Regions from separate parts of the Homo sapiens genome. Here all the other regions are linked to region 1. A link is a loop called in an ENCODE intact Hi-C map of the cell type or tissue named here. Cell type or tissue: sigmoid colon. All regions are shown on one strand. Region 1 has its middle 190 kb from the start of RDUR. Region 2 overlaps NXPE3 (neurexophilin and PC-esterase domain family member 3). Region 3 has its middle 140 kb from the start of RDUR. Region 4 has its middle 230 kb from the start of ZPLD1.

Evidence for each region. Hi-C counts contacts between places; a loop is a spot of excess contacts. Peaks named below come from ENCODE experiments on the same cell type or tissue, not always from the same donor. Only the 100,000 strongest peaks of a DNase experiment are listed, where the experiment ranks them.
Region 2: a loop joins it to region 1, with 2.5 times the contacts of the local background. A loop is called at or near these places in 4 of 110 quality-filtered maps.
Region 3: a loop joins it to region 1, with 2.4 times the contacts of the local background. A loop is called at or near these places in 3 of 110 quality-filtered maps.
Region 4: it touches region 1 in a loop (5-fold over the local background); 3 of 110 quality-filtered maps call a loop at or near these places.

Annotation. Positions count from the first base shown.
Region 1 is chr3:102,127,508-102,132,507 of GRCh38, forward strand. No RefSeq gene overlaps it. Among named protein-coding and RNA genes, the nearest start is that of RDUR, 190 kb to the left of the region's middle. In sigmoid colon, no CTCF peak of the experiment used is centred here; DNase peaks (open chromatin) are centred at 2,844 and 4,995; H3K27ac peaks cover 616 bases.
Region 2 is chr3:101,826,990-101,831,989 of GRCh38, forward strand. NXPE3 (neurexophilin and PC-esterase domain family member 3) reads left to right here. Exons shown (of 8, transcript NM_145037.4): 8 at 1-1,242. It also overlaps a transcript of NFKBIZ not described here. Among named protein-coding and RNA genes, the nearest start is that of NFKBIZ, 20 kb to the right of the region's middle. RefSeq lists enhancers at 676-725, 876-1,055, 2,498-2,557. In sigmoid colon, no CTCF peak of the experiment used is centred here; DNase peaks (open chromatin) are centred at 952 and 2,282; H3K4me3 peaks cover 3,820 bases; H3K27ac peaks cover 2,338 bases.
Region 3 is chr3:102,079,855-102,084,854 of GRCh38, forward strand. No RefSeq gene overlaps it. Among named protein-coding and RNA genes, the nearest start is that of RDUR, 140 kb to the left of the region's middle. In sigmoid colon, no CTCF peak of the experiment used is centred here; no DNase peak of the experiment used is centred here; H3K27ac peaks cover 848 bases.
Region 4 is chr3:102,204,021-102,209,020 of GRCh38, forward strand. No RefSeq gene overlaps it. Among named protein-coding and RNA genes, the nearest start is that of ZPLD1, 230 kb to the right of the region's middle. In sigmoid colon, no CTCF peak of the experiment used is centred here; DNase peaks (open chromatin) are centred at 2,601 and 2,931.

The DNA.
Region 1 (5,000 bases):
AAACTGGCACAAGACAGGGATGCCCTCTCTCACCACTCCTATTCAACAAAGTGTTGGAAGTTCTGGCCAGGGCAATTAGGTAGGAGAAGGAAATAAAGGGTATTCAATTAGGAAAAGAGGAAGTCAAATTCTCCCTGTTTGTAGATGACATGATTGTATATCTAGAAAACCCCATTGTCTCAGTCCAAAATCTCCTTAAGCTGATAAGCAACTTCAGCAAAGTCTCAGGATACAAAATCAATGTACAAAAATCACAAACATTCTTATACACCAATAACAGACAAACAGAGAGCCAAATCATGAGTGAACTCCCATGCACAATCGCTTCAAAGAGAACAAAATACCTAGGAATCCAACTTACAAGGGATGTGAAGGACCTCTTCAAGGAGAACTACAAACCACTGCTCAATGAAATAAAAGAGGATACAAACAAATGGAAGAACATTCCATGCTCATGGGTAGGAAGAATCAATATCGTGAAAATGGCCATACTTCCCAAGGTAATTTATAGATTCAATGCCATCCCCATCAAGCTACCAATGACTTTCTTCACAGAATTGGAAAAAACTACTTTAAAGTTCATATGGAACAAAAAAAGAGCCTGCACCGCCAAGTCAATCCTAAGCCAAAAGAACAAAGCTGGAGGCATCACGCTACCTGACTTCAAACTCTACTACAAGGCTACAATAACCAAAACAGCATGGTACTGTTACCAAAACAGAGATATAGATCAATGGAACAGAACAGAGCCCTCAGAAATAACACCGCATATCTACAACTATCTGATCTTTGACAAACCTGAGAAAAACAAGCAATGGAGAAAGGATTCCCTATTTGATAAATGGTGCTGGGAAAACTGGCTAGCCATATGTAGAAAGCTGAAACTGGATCCCTTTCTTACATCTTATACAAAAATTAATTCAAGATGGATTAAAGACTTAAACGTTAGACCTAAAACCATAAAAACCCTAGAAGAAAACCTAGGCATTACCATTCAGGACATAGGCATAGGAAAGGACTTCATGTCTAAAACACCAAAAGCAATGGCAACAAAAGCCAAAATTGACAAATGGGATCTAATTAAACTAAACTTTTGCACAGCAAAAGAAACTACCATCAGAGTGAACAGGTAACCTACAAAATGGGAGAAAATTTTCGCAGCCTACTCATCTGACAAAGGGCTAATATCCAGAATCTACAATGAACTCAAACAAATTTACAAGAAAAAAACAAACAACCCCATCAAAAAGTGGGCAAAGGACAAGAACAGACACTTCTCAAAAGAAGACATTTATGCAGCCAAAAAACACATGAAAAAAATGCTAACCATCACTGGCCATCAGAGAAATGTAAATCAAAACCACAATGAGATACCATCTCACACCAGTTAGAATGGCAATCATTAAAAAGTCAGGAAACAACAGGTGCTGGAGAGGATGTGGAGAAATAGGAACACTTTTACATTGTTGGTGGGACTGTAAACTAGTTCAACCATTGTGGAAGTCAGTGTGGCGATTCCTCAGGGATCTAGAACTAGAAATACCATTTGACCCAGCCATCCCATTACTGAGTGTATACCCAAAGGACTATAAATCATGCTGCTATAAAGACACATGCACATGTATGTTTATTGCAGCAATATTCACAATAGCAAAGACTTGGAACCAACCCAAATGTCCAACAATGATAGACTGGATTAAGAAAATGTGGCACCTATACACCATGGAATACTATGCAGCCATAAAAAATGATGAGTTCATGTCCTTTGTAGGGACATGGATGAAATTAGAAATCATCATTCTCAGTAAACTATCGCAAGGACAAAAAACCAAACACCGCATACTCTCACTCATAGATGGGAATTGAACAATGAGAACATATGGATACAGGAAGGGGAACATCACACTCTGGGGACTGTTGTGGGGTGGGGGGAGTGGGGAGGGATAGCATTCGGAGATATACCTAGTGCTAAATGACGAGTTAATGGGTGCAGCATACCAGCATGGCACATGTATACATATGTAACTAACCTGCACATTGTGCACATGTACCCTAAAACTTAAAGTATAATAATAATAAAAAAATAAAATAAAATAAAATCAGGTACATGTTATAGCAGACACAAATATTAGTAATTAATCAAATTTTGATTTATTTTCTATTATAACAAGAAGTCTAGAGGTAAGTCTTTGCTGGCATTAGTTCAGCAGCTTGATGCTCTTTGGGCCAAGGTCTTTATGATTCTCTTGCCTTTATGTTTGCAAGATGATGGCTACAGCTACATTTCTAGCCCTTCTACCTGTATCTCAGACAGGATAAAGGAAAAAGGAGAAAAAAAAGGTGTGTGCTAGCTGAGTCTTTTAAGAATTTTTCCAGAAGCCCTACTCAATGACTTCTGCTCATATTTTCTGAACCGGAACTCTATGTCATGTGGCTACTGCTATATGTAAGGAAACCTGGGTAACATAAGTTTTATCTGTAAACATTACTGTGCCCTCTGAAATGTGGACTCTGTTAATAAAATAAAAAGAAAAGAAGGATATTGGTTTGGAAGCTAGCAGTATATACCACAACTACATCCCAAGAGCTAAAAATAAAAAGTGAATTGACAGATCCTTCCTCAGTGGGTAGATTCTATTTTGCTTCATACAGCAAAATAGAAGCTTGGGAACTTCCTGTTCCAAAGAGATGTTTAAAGAGCATGCCTCAAAAGGTAACCTTACTTAAGGAGACTGGGGAAGACAACATATTTTAGACACTGGAGTTTACCCAGAGCACAGTTACTATTTTAATTCGTTTGCAACCTGAGGAAATTTTTAGCAGTTGGCAGCTGTGCTGCTTCAAGACTGCGTTTTGGCTCTCCTGTTGATTACTGCTCCTGGTTTCCTGCTGTTGGAGCACACTGTTTTCTTTCACTCAGAGACATCTTGTTCTTTTCTGAGTCACTACACCATTACTCATCTTGAGTTGGTTCCTTGTTGGGTTTCATAAGGTTATCCAGAGAGATGCAGGGACATGAAAAACACTGAACTTGGGAAGATCAAGTGTAGGGTGTTAAGAGATATGAGCTGTTTGTGCTTTTTTCCAGGGTCACACTGAGCAAGTCAGGACTTTTAAATTTGTAAATCAATGAGTAGCCCCTCCACTTTCTGCTATAAGATGAAAAGGAAATTCACCTGTTCCTTGAGAAAACTAGGGCTCTAGATAACTGTGGTTGTAATTTATACCAAGAGTAACATGGAGGGTGGAATTGAAGCCAGGTGCACTCAGGTGGGCATTATAGTAATCCAAGTGAAAGATTATGAGAGAAAATAGGAGATTCATTGGTGGGAGCTCAACCATGGCGGCAAGCAGCATATTGATTCTTCAGAGAGCTAAAAACAGAACTACCATTTCACCCAGCAATCCCATTTCTGGGTATATACCCAGAGGAATATAAATTATTCTACCGTAAAGACACATGCATGCAAATGTTCACTGCAGCACTATTCACAATAGCAGAGACATGGAATCAATCTAAATGTCCATCAGTGACAGACTGGATAAATAAAATGTGGTACATGTACACCATGAAATACTATTCAGCCATAAAAAAAGAATGAGATCATGTCTGTTGCAGGAACATGGATGGAGCTGGAGTCTATCGTCCTTAGCAAACCAATGCAGGAACAGAAAACCAAATGTTCTCACTTATAAGTGGGAGCTGAATGATAAGAACTCAGGGACACAAAGAAGAGAACAATAGGCGTTGAGGTCTCCTTGAGGGTAAAGGGTGGGAGGAGGGAGAGGAGCAGAAAAAAAATGACTATTGTGTCATAAAATAATCTGTACAACAAACCCGTGTGACGTAAGTTTACCTATATAACAAACCTGCACATGTACCTCTAAAACTAAAAAGTTAAAAGAAAAATAAATCAATGAGCCCAGTAGAAGTCCCTCAAGTCTTATTGTTGGTGGTAAAAAGTTCTTTTGTTGTCGATGAAGAAATTATTTCTTTCACATATTTTCTTAGGTATCACCTGTCAGTAGGTACACATAGGTACCCATATTAGTAAACGAAACAAAGCAAAACAAACAATAACAAATATCGAACACTTGTTGAGCATTTCTTATATGCCAGGAACTCTTTCAAGCTCTTTACTTATTTAATCCTCACAACAGCTCTAAATTAGGTCTCGTGATTATCCCTATTTTGCAGATGAGAAAACAGATCCGGAGATGTTAGTAAATCATTTGCACAAGGTCACATAACCAGTTAGTGTGGAACCTGAATTTGAATCCAGGTTTAATTATCAAGTTCACATGATCAACAACAACATGATATTGTCTCATTACAGTGTGAACAACACCAGTTACACTGACTCTGGCCTCTCCTGTTTTCACAGAACCTCAATTTCTTGTAATGTGCCCCTGAAGAATTTTTGCCAACAGAGATGGTCTCACATGCCATCACAAACCACTTAACTATTGTGGGGCACCACTGCTCGATCCTTCTATGTCCTTAGGCACTGATGGATCCTGGAAACCTTGTAAAGCCCTGCTGTGGGGTGGGTTGTAGCAAAAAGGAGGACTCCATTTTTCTGCTGTGCTACACTCTGGGAGCAAGACCTCAAAGCTGTACTAAGGTCTTGCTGAGTTTTAAGCCTCCTTTTCAGATTTTTACTTACAGCCTTTCTCTTCTCTCTAGGACCCAATTATGAGTACAACTGGAGATATATCAGAGTAACAGCCCCCATTTTGGGCTCATACTTCCCTGTCCATCTCCCACTAAAACTTAATCTTTTGTTATTAGCCAAACTCAGTATGCATGGCTCCTTCTCAGACCTGAGTTTTCTCCTTAGAGGCTGCTCAGGCACACAAGAAATGGGCTTCTATGCAACCTATTCTTCAGTTTCCTAAACAATAAGGCATGTCTGAATCCCACAGCAGGCCCATTCCAGAACTCCCAGTACCATCCCATGAGACACCACCAGTTCCACAAATCATAGCCTTCCCTCTAT
Region 2 (5,000 bases), 300 kb before region 1:
GCCATTGCACTCTAGCCTGGGCAACGAGAGTGAAACTCTGTCTCAATAAATAAATAAATAAATAAAAAATAAAAAAGTGTGAACTTAAATATATTTATATGTGTGTACATATATTTTCTTTTTTAATATTCTGGTTAAATGAGAGGCCATCGGGCCTCTTTTTAAGAGTCTAATGATGTGTATATCTAATGCCCATTCCAGCTGGATTGTAACACTGCTTGGGGAAGATAACTTAAAAAAAAGTAGTACCGAGATTACAGCAGCTAGTGTCCTAAATGGAAAAGAAGTGAAACTAAATGTCATAGGAGAAATCCTTTCAGTTTTGTGCAGTGGTTCATTTGCTGTTAAATCTACCCCATTACCATTCCCCTTACTCCTTGAAAATAAAGTGATCTTCATGTTACAGGACCATTGCTTTATTTATGTCACAGATTTCTTGTCCTTTAATTAGTCAGTGAAGGCACATGATTGCGATACTACTTTTTGATTGCCGTATTGTAAAAGCTATATGGTAAAAGGTAACTCCCTCCACCCGCCCACTGCACCCTCACGTTTAGGGGCCACACAGAAAAAGCGAAATAAGATGAGGTGAATCTAATGAGAAGGCAACTCTAATGCCCATCAGGAGATTCACTAGGACATTTTAAAAGGACGTCTTTAAGGAAAAAGTTTTGTTTGTAGATGTTGCCTCTGATTCCTCCCTGCGGCTCCAGTCCAGGTCTTGGAGCCGGCCCTCGAGGGGAATGTCCGGGACTCGGGTCGGTACCTTTTTGGTCTGGGAATTTCCAGTGTGCAGAAAAAAAATCCACAAATCTAGGCCTCGCTGCCCCCTCCCTGCCTCCTCTGGCCCTCCTCAGTGCCCACGCAACCCGGTTCGAAAGAGAGGATGACCGTATTCTGCATTTTAGAAAACAGGCTCTTAGCTTCCCCCGCCCCCGTCCTCACTAGAGTGGAGAACTGAAAGCGAACGCTATAAAGGGCGCCAGTGAGAGGGGCTGGCCTCCTCTTGCCACGAGGTCAGACGGCGAGTTCTTAGAGAAAAAGGCTGCTTAGCTGCTGCTTATCATGTAACCTCAAAAGGAAACTGATCGTCTTTCTCATGCTGTCACGTACTTGGGTTATTATCGCTGATTACAGCTGGAAACAATTGATTTGCTCTTACGTATTTGTGTGACTTGACTCTTCAAACACAAAGGTATATTTTTATTATCTGATATTTTATTAAAATATCTTAAATGGTAAGATTTTTTTTTTCTTTTTCTTTCCTATTCCCATAGTCAGATTCTTAACTTTGGAGTCACTCTCCTATGTTTGAGTAGCCATACTTGCTTTGGGGCAAAATATTGGGGGATAGTTTTTTGGAGAAAGAAAATCTGGGATGTTTTTGTAGTTTAGTAATAGCAAGAATCATGTCTGTTTGCTTTAAAGGCCCAGGAAGGACTGAGATACTAATGGAGGAGATCGATAGAATGGGTGATGAAGTATCATAAATCTAATGTAACACTATCTTCTGTCAGTGACCTAGAACTATGATATCCCGAGGCAGAAGTCTCCCAGGAGATTTGATGTGTGGGTTTAGAGGAGTACTTTCCCACCAACCGTAGGCATGAAACTATATGGGAAAATATATCAGAGTAAATTGAAATACTTTATAGCATGCCCTCATTCATTCTTACAGCTGTAAAATTAAAATGTATGAATGGCCATTTTATGAATGAGGAAAACCTGAAATTTGATGATTTGGCTGGACCCCCAGATTCATGATAATCTGTATATGTTAAGGGGTTTTGTTTGAATAAAAGCACATTTCTAAATAGAATGGATTAGAGATTCTCTTCATTGGGATTAGTGAATTCGCTGCAGTGGCTGAAGGTGCTGTCCCAAAGAGGATGACAGTTACGTAAATTTTAAGCATTTGGTAATATATATTTCCTCTATTTAAATCTGACATCTAAAGAAATATCTGGCTGGGTGGAATATTTTTTTGCTTCTGTTAGACAGTAGGTTGTTTAGACAATAAAAGGAGAGAAAAGTTTATCCTAGTCTCATTCACCACCCCGCATAATCCCTGATGGAGCAGGGCATCAGCCACACAGATCATCTAAACAGGCAGATAACCCTGCCTGTTTATTTATTTGGCCTCAGAATACGGTGTATGGTCCACCACCCCTCTCCACCGTCTTTCTAACATCATCCTGCTGAGGCCAAAGACACAGTTGGGCAGGGTACAGGCGTGGAGCACTGCGGTGGCAGAGTCAGTCTGAGAGGAGTTAGCACATGACATCAGTGCACAGTGCAGATGACGGAAACATTTGGCAGCATCCTCTCCAGTGTGGAGGTGATGACCGAGGTCAGCATAATCCAGCTGTTCAGATACAGACTTTTCCTCACTGAGGAAGAGGAGGCAAACCCTTCTCTTTCTTGTCCTGTAACAGACAAGACAAGAAAGCTCTCAGAGAGCAAAACAAACCCTTTCAGAAGCTACAGAGCCATGGAAAGCATTACTGAGGGGAAAGATTTTCTAATTGTTCTGAGACCAATAATGAATTGCTCCTGAAAACACCATTTTCTTTTGGCTCATAGCTGACACTGATCTGGAGGCCTCTTGATTTTTTTCTCCCAGGTTAACAGGAAGATCTCGAGGGCCCTGGCTGAACTTCACCTTTTGGCTTTCTTGGCCTGATGCTGAACTCTCGAGGGTGAGAAGGGCTGATATTTCTAAACAAGTAGCATCCAGGTGTTACCTAGCTTCTGGCTGATGTCAAAAAGGGCAGTGGGATTTTTCTAAGATTTTTCTCTTAAATTAGACATTTTTTTGAAGTTGCTACAAAATTACTATGAATTTTATTTATAGGCATTTTACTGTGATTTCATGAGAACTAAGATTTTTTGTGTGTGTGTGTGTGTGTGTGGTTTAGTAGTATTTTTTTAAACCAATTTGTTGAATTTCTGCTATTTTCCATAGCAAGAGGACATATGAATACATCTAAGAGGGGAATTCAGCTCTCTGCTTACTGACAGTTTCAGGGTTATGTAATCTTTAACAGGCTTGGAGAGCATCATGCCCCCTCTCAGTTTTGGTGAAGAGGCTCCTTAAAACTAGCATATGTGGTTTCTGATTAAAGCACTTTCTGTTCCTTTAATTTGGGATTGTCTGTGAAGTAAAATACCTTCCTTTCAACCGTAGGGAATGAAAATATTTACTGCCGCTGATGGAGTTAGTGGATTGGGAATTAACACTTATTAAACACTTGTTTTGGGAGCTTACCAGCAAGATCTCATTTAGCCCTACAGCATTTTTTAGGTAGCTGTAATTAGCTTTATTTTATTTATTTATTTTTGTAACTTCAACTTTTATTTTAGATTCAGGGGGTGCATGTATAGGTTTGTTACCTGGGTGTATTGCGTGATGTTGAGGTTTGGGGTACAACTGATCCCATCACCCAGGTACTGATCATAGTTATTTTTCAGCCCTTGCTTTCCTCCCTCTCTCCCCCATCTAGCAGTCCTCAGTGTCTTTGTTGCCATCTTTATGTCCTTGAGTATCCAATGTTTAGCTCCCACTTAAAAATGAGAACATGTGGTATTTGGTTTTCTGTTCCTGTGTTAATTCACTTGGGATAATGGCCTCCAGCTGCATCCATGTTGCTGCAAAGGACATGATTCTATTCTTTTTTATGGCTGTGTAGATTTCCACAGTGTATACGTACCACATTTCCTTTATCTAGTCCACTGTTGATGGGCATCTAGGTTGATTCCATGTCTTTGCTATTGTAAGTAAGTGCTGCAGTGAACATACAGGTGCATGTGTCTTTTTGATAGAATGGGAAATATAACCACGACAAATGGTGAATTCTGTCATGGTTATATTAAACAATAATCACAATGCTACATTCTCTATACATGATACCAAATATCTGAATTAAACTTATCAAAATACTGTTAATTACCTAGATGTTATATCTATAAAATGCCAACCTCCAGATATTTGGAGACATTAAAAATGATTTTTTCACTGTTTGTTCAGATATTTAGCAACATGCAGGCACTTTTAATATTGGTAGAAGACTTTTGGATATGTTTTAGCATTGAGTAGTTTATGTGCATCCCCATTCCTCTGATTGTTTCAGTCAAGTTTGCTAGACAGCCTAGTACTGTGAATCTGTAGAGGGTCTAATACTGTAAATCATGCGTTCTTAGAGAGGGTGATATTATCTCCAAGAGGGCAAAAATAGGTTCTTCAGGGAAAAATCTTAGCTATTACAATAGTTTGTGGCCCCCAAAGGGCCATAGTACATAATAGATATACAGTATATCTGTGATATTAAACTTTCATCAGGGGATGATTAGGAAAAAGATGTCTAAAAAGACCCTGTAGTGGGGTCTAATACTGAAAGAAAGGTTGAGACATGTCATTGTAAATGCTCTGGATGTACTTATTCAACTGAGGTCAAAAGATTTTTCTGTGGTTTGTTGTCTTTTTGTGTCTTGCTTTGTGTCTACATCCTCATTTTTCATGGATTTTAAAAGTACTGGTTTCCAGAGGGGGAACAACGTTTTTAGTTTCTTTTCTTTTCTCTTTTCTCCTCCTCCTCCTTTTTCTCCTTCTCCTTCTTCTCCTCCTTCTCCTCTTTTTCTTTTTCCTCTCTCTCTCCTTTCTTTTTTTTTGATACAGAATCTCCCTCTGTCGCCCATGGTTGGAGTGCAGTAGCCCCTTCTTGGCTCACTGCAAACTCCGCCTTCCGAGTTTAAGTGATTCTCATGCCTCAACCTCCTGAGTAGCTGGGACTACAGGCACATGCCACCACGCCCAACTAATTTTTGTATTTTTAGTAGAGTGGAGTTTCACCATGTTTGCCAGGCTAGTCTTGAACTCCTGACCTCAAGTGATCCATCTGCCTCAGCCTCCCAAAGTTTTGCTTTTTTTTTGAGACAGAGTTTTGCTCTCCCACCCAAGCTGGAGTGCAGTGGCATGGTGGCATGATCATAGCTCACTGTGT
Region 3 (5,000 bases), 48 kb before region 1:
GATGATAAAAATACTAATTGTAATGCAGAACAAGCTCTTTCCTCCATCTCCCCTTGTTGCCACTGCATGAGAGTAGCAGAGAGTAGTGCCTAAGTGGCAGTGATACATACATGATGGCTTGAATGGGGTGGCACAAAAAGCTTGTAGTATGATGCTGCCTGCCGTGTGGTGTTCCTGCCTAGTCAAGTCTTCCCCCTCCTACTTTCATTCTGGGCTGTGAGTTTTATACTAGTTTAAGCTAGCTCCTCATCTTTTGAAGCTCGTCATCTTTTTGAACCATGTGAGAAAGCCATCCCACACCATTGCTGTTGAACCTTTCTTCATGTGGAATTTGTTGAGACTTGAGGGCGCCCATCATACGGGGGACCATTATAAGCAAATCTCCCATGATTTTTCACCCTTGCGCTCCACGGTTACAGCCCACTTCTCATCACTCGTCATAATGTGATCCTCTCCCTTGATCCAACAAAATAAGCCAGTTTACAGCCTGAGCTTCCTACAATGAAGTTCACTGTCTAGTCTTACCTATTTTCACAGAACTTCTAATCAGCTTTTCAGGGTCTTAAATAAGTCACTCTATATGAATGAACAGCCAAAGCTGTCTAGATATTTGAGAAAACACTTTAATATGAAATGAACTCAGAGGAAGCAAAGACAATGTAGGAAAAAAAAACAAACTAAGATTCTCAGAGAGAGAAGATAATGAATCCATGGACATGAACAGGATACTATAAAAATGAAAAGAGAATAAAAAAGACCATCAAATATAAAAATGATGACAGTAGAAATTAAACATTAAACCAAAACATTGATACAGTTGTTGAGTAAATGTTACAGACTGACTTGTGTCCCCCCTCAAATTCATATATTGAAGTCTTTTTTTTTTTTTTTTTTTGAGGCGGAGTCTTGCTCTGTCACCAGGCTGGAGTGCAATGGTGCGATCTTGGCTCACTGCAAGCTCTGCCTGCCGGGTTCACGCCATTCTCCTGCCTCAGCCTCCCGAGTAGCTGGGACTACAGACGCCCGCCACCATGCCCAGCTAATTTTTTTTATTTTTGGTAGAGGCGGGGTTTCACCCTGTTAGCCAGGATGGTCTCGATCTCCTGACCTCGTGATCCACCTGCCTGGGCCTCCCAAAGTGCTGGAATTACAGGCGTGAGCCACCACACCTGGCCATATTGAAGTCTTAATCTCCAGTATTGGGAATGTGACTGTATTTGGGGATAGGGCTTTAAAGAGGTACTTAAGGTAAAATATGGCTCTTAAGGTAAGTCCTACTGGAATGTAACTGATATCCATTTAGGAAGAGGCGATTAATACTTATAGAGAGACATCAAGTATGTCCCTCACAGAAGGATGATCATGAAGAGGCAGCAAGAGGGCAGCTATCTGCAAGTGGAGAAAGGAGAACTTAGAGAAACCAGCTCTCCTGGCACCATGCTGTTGGACTTCTAGACTCCAGGACTCCCAGAATATACATTTCTCTTTTTAAAAATAGCCATTCTGTGGTATTTTGTTATGATACTCCTAGCACACCTATACAGTACATTTCCAAGACATCAAAATAACCACAAAAAAACAACAAGACAAACAAACCAAAATCAGAAGATGGAAAGTGAAGGACAAAAGAAGAAAGCAGGCAAACGGTCTAAGTGGATCAAGATCTTATAGAAACAGGCAAATAAAATAAAGAAAATTATAAAATATATAAGAAAATTTTATTAAATGTTTTGCCAAGTGCCTATTATAACAACAGAAAATAAAAAATGTATATCAAATCCTATTGTGAAATTTCCGAGCACTGGAAATGAAAAGCAGATCTTACAATTTTCCAGAAGGAATGACAAATAAAAAGAAGGAACAAAACATTGGTCATACCTACAAAGAATCAGAAACCAAAACGGTGTTTAATTTCTCAAGAAGGGGAAGTGTAAGTAATTGTAAGTGAGTAATTGTAAACTCATTTTATTAGTTGAATTTGTTTCTATGGCTATGTCTTAGGAAACTTCACACAACTTTTCTACTAATGTAAGAATGACTTGTTTTCTGTTTAATCCAAAATATTAAACATCATGGCACTTAGTATAGTACATTCTGCATCTGTGCTCAATAAAAGTTAAAGGGAAATGAGAGGATGGACTAAATATGATATTTGGCAGCAAAGTTTGCTGCCAGCAAAGATTTTTACCATCGTACTGGTCAGATGGCATTGTGATAACAAGATTCTGTTTTAAGCCACTGATCTAAAAGGGACTTTTTCAGAAGACAATGAATAGGAAAGTGAATCAAGTTGGAATCTAGCCATACAGGAAAAGGATGAAGGAATAAAGGATGCCTGGTGGGAGTGTAAATTAGTTCAACCATTGTGGAAGACAGTGTGGCAATTCCTCCAGGACCTAAAGACAGGAATATCATTTGACCCAGCAATCCAATTCCTGGATATATACCCAAAGGAATACAAATTATTATATTATAAAGACACATGCACACATATGTTCATTGCAGCACTATTCACAATAGCAAGACATGGAATCAACTTAAATGCCCATCAGTGATAGACTGGATAAAGAAAATGTGGTACATACACCATAGAATACTAGGCAGCCTTAAAAATAATGAGATCATGTCCTTTGCAGGGACATGAATGGAGTTGGAGGCAAATTAACACAGGAAAAGAAAATCAAATATTGCATATTCTCAGAAGTGGGAGCTAAATGATGAGAACACATGGACACATAGAGGGGAACAACCACTCGCTGGGGCCTATTGGAAGGTGGAGGGTGGGAGGAGGGAGAGGATGAGGAAAAATACCTGAGTGATGAAAGAATCTGTACAACAAATATGTCATAGTGTATATGTATTTATTCAATTTAATCTCATTACCATTGGTCCATTGTTCTGTACAATTGGTATATTTAAAAAACTCATTCATTAGGATTGTTGTTGTTTTTAGGTCTTATTATTTGCCTGATATTTTGCCAGACAAGGGTGAGCAAAACGTTGTTTTCATGACACTTTTAGTTGAGTAGAGATCTTTATTTGTTGTAGCAGAAATTCATTCCTGCACTGCAGGGTAAGTTTTACTAAATGATGCTTAAGATAACCTGTTCAGCAAACGTTATTGAGTGTTGCTGGGGTAAATCATTTTCTGAATTTATAAAGACACAGCCTCTGTTCTCCAGGAACAGCTCAGATATTCTGTGATACTGTGGTGCTTTGCCTACTTGGCAGGCTGATCATAGAACCAAACTAATTTGTTATCCATGATACACACAGGAGTTTGCTCTCCACTGATGAAACCCAAGAAAGCTGAACTCTGTTGGTTGGTTTATTCTTCCATTAATCAAAATAAAAGGATGATGAGGAAGTATCTCTGTCTATTCTAGAGAATTCTGACCCTTCAAAACTGAATATTTCCTTTATTATTATTTCTGAAACACGAGGGGTATCCAAAGGATCAAGATTAGACTAAGGCATAGGGAGACCAGACAGTCACCTGTGTGATGTCTACTCAACATATATTTCCCACATTACCTGCTCCTGGTAGTAGAAATTCTATTATTTATGATTCATTCTTTATGATTAGCCTTGCCCATGTCTGGTAATCTCCTTTAGAATTCAGTTATTTCCATCAAATCTGTCAGCTTGAATTGGTTTAATAAGGCAAGTTTCTTCTCTAAGGTTTAGAATCAAGCTACATTAGATGATTGAGAAATGTCTTGGGCAGAAACCTTAAAAGAGGGAGTTGAGGAAAAGTGAGCTGGAAACTCCCAACATCAATCTATTTTACATTTTGCCTACCACCTGCCCCATCTCGGAGGTTTTGGACTTTGAACTCCCTGCCCTGGGAGGTATCTGAGCTTGACAACTGGAGATGGCTGCTAAGTAAAGTTTTTTTGATAGTCCAGAAAAAGAAAATGAATTTGACATTTTGAATATCAAGAAACATTTAAGCATAAAAAGGTCTAAAAGTTAGTTAGCATTCGGGTCAACTTAAAAACATACACATATACAAAAACCTGAGGAAACGAACAGTGTACTGTAATTGAGTTATGGTAGACAATCTATACAGTTTAGATACAAATATTTACCTTTCTTCATTTTTTCCGGTTAATGTGGATAAAATAAAAGCCATGATCCCATATCATTGAGATAATCATTTTCCCATTAATTTGGTATTTTATGCAGAAGATAGGAATAACATGTCTGGTTTATTTCAGAAATAATAATTTTATAAACCTGTCAGGGTTTTAAAATGCAGCTGAACTCACCAGACTCCACAGGAATGTAATGAGTACTGCATAATTTTTTGTAGGTTTTACTAAAGATTTTGCAGGCTCTAGGAAGGGTTGCGTCACACATGGCAATCCATCATTTTATTTGCACTCTTTCCCCTTCTCTCTTTTCCATATCTTCTTCCGGATTCTCCCTTGAGTTTCCAATACTTTTTTCTCAGTTACACGGAGCAACTTCTCTCTTTCTACAAAGTTTTATCACCACCCAATGCCAAGGTCCATGAGGCTTAGCTCCCATGTGGGCTTATCAAAACATTTTTTTCAACAAAAGCAACTCTTCTCATAAGCAGAATTCTAGCTGCTACAGAATAATTACTTTATCGTTGCTATGACAAAACTTTAGCATTAGAAGGAAATACTAAATGGTTTCATATTTCATTCATGACCCTCTCCAGAAACCAGAAAAAAACTCTGAAATTTCAGATTTTTTAAGCTTTTAGTTTGTAAATTTATTATGTGTATTTTAAAGCTTATCTTTTAGTCTAAGTTTTTATTCAAGCCCACTACAAGGAACTGAGCAACATGGTCAGTTTGAACACTTGTATGCCGGTGGCATTGAACAATGAGTTTCATCAGGAAAAAGCCATAGATTAACTCATGAAGGAACCAATATATTCTTTTTTATGATGGTAAAAAACATATAACACGATAACTACCCTCATAAATTTTTACATGTGCAAATAGTACACTATTGTTAACTAGCAC
Region 4 (5,000 bases), 77 kb after region 1:
TGTACTTTTTAACCTTTTGTTGTTTCCATTTGCATCTTATTGTAGCATTGTACTATGTCTTGAAAAGTTGTTTTAGTTACTATTTTTCCTTGGTTCATTGTTTAGTCCTTCTATTTAAGATGAAGGGTTTACTCACCAATTACAATTTTGTAATATTCTGTTTTTCTGTGTGCATACTATTACCAGTGAGATTTGTATCTCCAAATAATTTCTTATTGCTTATTAACACCTTTTTCCTTCTGATTGCATTTCTTGCAAGACAGGTCTGAGTGATGTAATCTCTCAGCTTTTTTTTGTGCGTAGGAAATTCTTTATTTCTCCTTCATCTTTGAAGGATATTTTTGCCAGATACACTATTTTAGGGTAAGAGTATCTTCCTTCAACATCTTAAATATATCATGCCACTCTCTCCTGGCCTGTAAGGTTTCCACTGAAAAGTCTGCTGCCAGATGTGCTGGAGCTCTATTGTATGTTATTTGTATCTTTTCTCTTGCTGCTTTTAGGATCCCTTCTTTATCCTTGATCTTTGGGAGTTTATTAAATGCCTTGAGGTAGTCTTCTTTGGGTTAAATCTGCTTGGTGCTTAATAACTTTCCTTTGATTGATATCTTTCTCTATGTTTGAGAAGCTCTCTGTTATTATCCCTTTGGATAAACTTTCTACCCTTATCTCTTTCTCTACCTCCTCTTAATAACTCTTAGATTTGTCCCTTTGAGGCTATTTTCTAGACCCTGTAGGCATGCTTTATTTTTTTTTAATTCTTTTTTCTTTTGTCTACTCTGTGTATTTTCAAATAGCCTGCCTTCAGGCTCACTAATTCTTTTTTCTGTTTGATCAATTCTGCCATTGAAACACTCTGATGCATTCTTCAGTATGTCAATTGCATTTTTCAACTCCAAAATTTCTGCTTGATTCTTTTTAATTATTTCAATCTCTTTGTTAAATTTATTTGATAGAATTCTAAATTTCTTCTCTGTATGATCTTGAATTTCCTCAGAACTTATTTTGAGTTCTTTGCCTGAAGGGTAACATATTTTTGTTTCTCCAGGGTTGGTGCCTGGTGACTTATTTAGCTCATTTGGTGAGGCCATGTTTTCCTGGATGGTCTTGTTGCTTGTGGATATTCATCTGTGACTAGGCATTGAAAAATTATGTATGTATTACAGTCTTTGCAGTCTGGACTTGTTTGTAATCATCCTCCTTGGGAAGGCTTTGCAGGTATTTGAAAGGACTTGGGTGTTGTGGTTTCAGCCATATATGCATTGGGGGCCTGTGCCCACTAACACTGTGATTTTTGCAGACTCATAGATGTGCTGCCTTGATAGTCTTGGATAAGATCTGGAAGAGATCTCTGGATTACCAGGCAGAGACTGTTTTTCTCTTTTACTTTCTCCCAAACGAACAGAGTCTCTCTCTCTCTCTGTTCTGAGCTGCTTTGAGTGGGTGGTGGTGAGGTGATACAAGCATCCCTGTGACCTCCACCACTGGGATTGCAGTGGATCAGACCTGAAGCCAGCACAGCACTGGGTCTCACCCAAGGCCCACTGTAACCACTACCTGGCTACTGCCTATGTTCGCTCAATGTCCTAGGGCTCTATAATCAGCAGGTGATGAAGCCATCCAGCCTTGTGTACTTTCCTTCAGGGCAGAGAGTTCCCCTATGCCCCTTGTCAGGTCCAGAGGTGCCATCTGGGAGCCAGGGACTGGAGTTAAAAACCATGGAAGTCTACTTGGTGTTCTAGTGTACTGTAGCAGAGCTGGTACTCAAACCACAAGATGCAGTCCTTCCCACTCCTCCTTCCTCTTTCTACAAACAGAGAATCCTCACCCCATGGCCACTGCCGCCACAGACCCATGAGGAGTATTGCCAGGCTACTGCTGATGTTCCCTTGAGGCCCAAAGGCTCTTTAGTCAGCTTGTGCTGAATGCTGCTTTCCCTGGGACTCACCCTTCAAGGGATTGGCCTTCTCTGTGGCCCAGAGCAGGTCCAGAAATGCCATCCAAGAGCCACAGCCTAGAATTGTGGACCCCAAGAGCCCATTTGGTGCTCTACCCCCTGTGGCCAAGCTGGCACTTAAGGTATGAGACAAAGTAACCTTTACTTTTCTGTCTGCTTTTCTCAAGCAGGAGTCTCTTCCTGTAACCACCACAACTGGGAATGTGCGGAGTCTCACCTAAAGCCAGCGAGTCTCAGAGTCTTACCCAAGGCCCATCAGGTACTATCTGGGTATTACTTCTGGTTATTCAGGGCCCAGGGGCTCTTCAGTTAGCAGGTGATGGATTGTGCTGGGACTTGGTCTTTTTGTTTAATGCTGCTGGTTCCTTTATGGCCCTGGGTATGTCTAGAAATGCCATCTGAGAACTAGGGTCTGGAAAGGAGGCCTCATGACTCTGACTGGTTCTTTATCCTGTTGTGACTGAGCTGGTATCCAAGGTGCAAGACAAAGTTCTCTTTACTCTCTCCCCTCTCCTGAAGTGAAAGGAAGGGGTGTTTTTTGGAGCCATGAACTGTGCAGCCTGGGGTTGGGGAAGGAGTCACACAAGCACTACTTTAGCCAGCCCAGCTGATGTCTCACTAGGTCATGTGCTCGCCAAATTCACTGGCTCTGAGCCCAGTTTAGCACTAGAACTTGCCTAGGAGTTGTAGTACTTGTGTCCTAGACTGCCTTTCAAGTTTATTTAGAGCCCCAGAGTACTTTAGCCCGAAGTAGTGAGGCTTGCCAGAAGTCAAGTTCTAATTGCTGGGATGGGTAATTCCCTTCTGGCTAGGGCTGGTTTAAATGTTCCTTCCATGAGTGGGCATCAGCTGAGTTCAGCCTGGTTTTGCTTTCTGCTGTGACAGGGCACGATTGAGTTCAATGCAAAGTCTCACGATTGTTGTGCTTAAACTCTTCCAAATGCACAGATTCTTTCTTCACACCATGCAGATGTTGCTAGCAGATGGGGGAGGGGTGGCATCTGTGACTCAGGAGTCTTTCCTACCCTCTTCAGTGTCTCTTTCAGGGATATGAAGTTAAAACTAGGTGCTGTGAGGGCTCACCTGATTTTTGGTTCTTATAAAGGTGATTTGTGTGTGTGTGTGTGTGTGTGTGTGTGTGTGTACATAGTTGTTAACTTGGTGTCCTTACAGGACATAGGATCATTGGAGCTTTCCACCCCTCTCCCACAAGTGCAATTTTGTTACATGCATATATCGCACTGTGGTGAAGTCTTGGCTTTTAGTGTATTTCAGACATGTTTAAGTTTGCTTCATTCCCAGAAGGAGGTGGATAGGCTTTCCTGGGCAATTAGGGATGTCGGGGTGGGTGGGGAGCATCTGCTTAACTCCCAGTTTCCAGGCAGCTTGCTTCAAAATGTTTCCAGACAAATGCATTTCAAAAAGCAATAAATTCTCAGAATAAATTCAGTTCTGAGCATTCCATGGCTGGTTTTTAGCCCACAATTTCTTTTCCATCTTGCCAAAACAATTTCTGAGGAAAAACTGCGCAATTCAGAGTGATGGCTCAGTGACAGGAGACATTTTTGCCCATGTGAAGGATCTTCAGATCCTGATTCTAAGCCAGAAGGGCATAGATTTTTTTTCTTAGATTGGCCAGGATGTTTTTGCGGATTTTTCTTTCATTCCCTGTAAACTTCATCCCCAAATTCTGATACCCTATTGCTGATTTCTTCAGTTTACCAGCAAAAGTTGTATTTGACATTGCCTGCTCTATGTTTATACCATATCTTTAGTCATCTGTTTGACTTTGTTGTCTTAATTCTTTAACCTTATATTTTATTACTTATTTCTTATTTTTTAGAGGTATTGCTCTGTTGCTCAGGCTGGAGTGCAGTGGCATGATCATAGCTCACTGCAGCCTGAACCTTTGGGCTCATGCAATCCTCCTGTCTCAGCCTACTGAGTAACTATAACTAAAGGCGTGCATCACCACACCTAGCTAATGTTTGAATTTTTTTGTAGAGATGGGATCTCACTGTATTTCCCAGGCTTGTCTCAAACTCCTGGCCTCAAGCAATTCTCCTGCCTCAACCTCCCAAAGTGCTGGGATTGCAGACATGAACCACTGTGTCCTGTCCTTAACTTTAAGTTGAAGAAGAAAAATATGCAAATAATTTTTAACTATAATCTTATTTATATTTTACTTTATTTAATAGCATCCCAGAAGAACAGACTGATCTGGTCTTATCATCCATGAGCTTTCTTCATTGTGGATCTCCTCATTCTTCACTCTGTTTCCCCCACTCTTTCTCTTCTCACCTGTCCTACCTCCTTGGCTCTTTCTTGTTTAGACATCCTTTCTCTATTTTTAATATTCTCTCTTGATTTAATCTGCTATGTCTCCTGAGCTTGTTAGGCTCATAGTGTCGGGGAACCTGCCCCGATATTCAGGTAGGTTCTTTCCTATTTTCCCTAAGTGTTGGCCGGCTTGAGAAATAAAGGGACAGAGTACAAAAGAGATTTATTTTAAAGCTGGGCATCAGGGGGAGACATCACATGTCGGTAGGTTCCACGATGCCCCACAAGCTGCAAAAACCAGCAAGTTTTTATTAGGGATTTTCAAAAGGAGAGGGAGTGGGTGAATAGGTGTGGTCACAGACATCAAGTACTTTACAAGGTAATAGAATATCACAAGGCAAGTGGAGGCAGGGCAAGATCACAGGAACACAGGACTGGGGTGAAATTAAAATTGCTAATGAAGTTTCGGGCACCATTGTCATTGATAACATCTTATCAGGAGACAGAGTTTTGAGAGCAACCGGTCTGACCAAAATTATTAGGTGGGAATTTCCTCTTCCTAGTAAGCCTGGGAGCACTATGGGAGACTGGGGTCTATTTCACCCCTACAGCCTCAACCATAAAAGACGGCCACGCCCAGGGGGGGCTGTTTAGAGACCCACCCCCAGGCACGTATTCTCTTTCCCAGGGATGTTACTTGCTGAGAAAAAGAATTCAGCGATATTTCTCCCATTTGCTTTTGAAAGAAGAGAAATATGGCTCT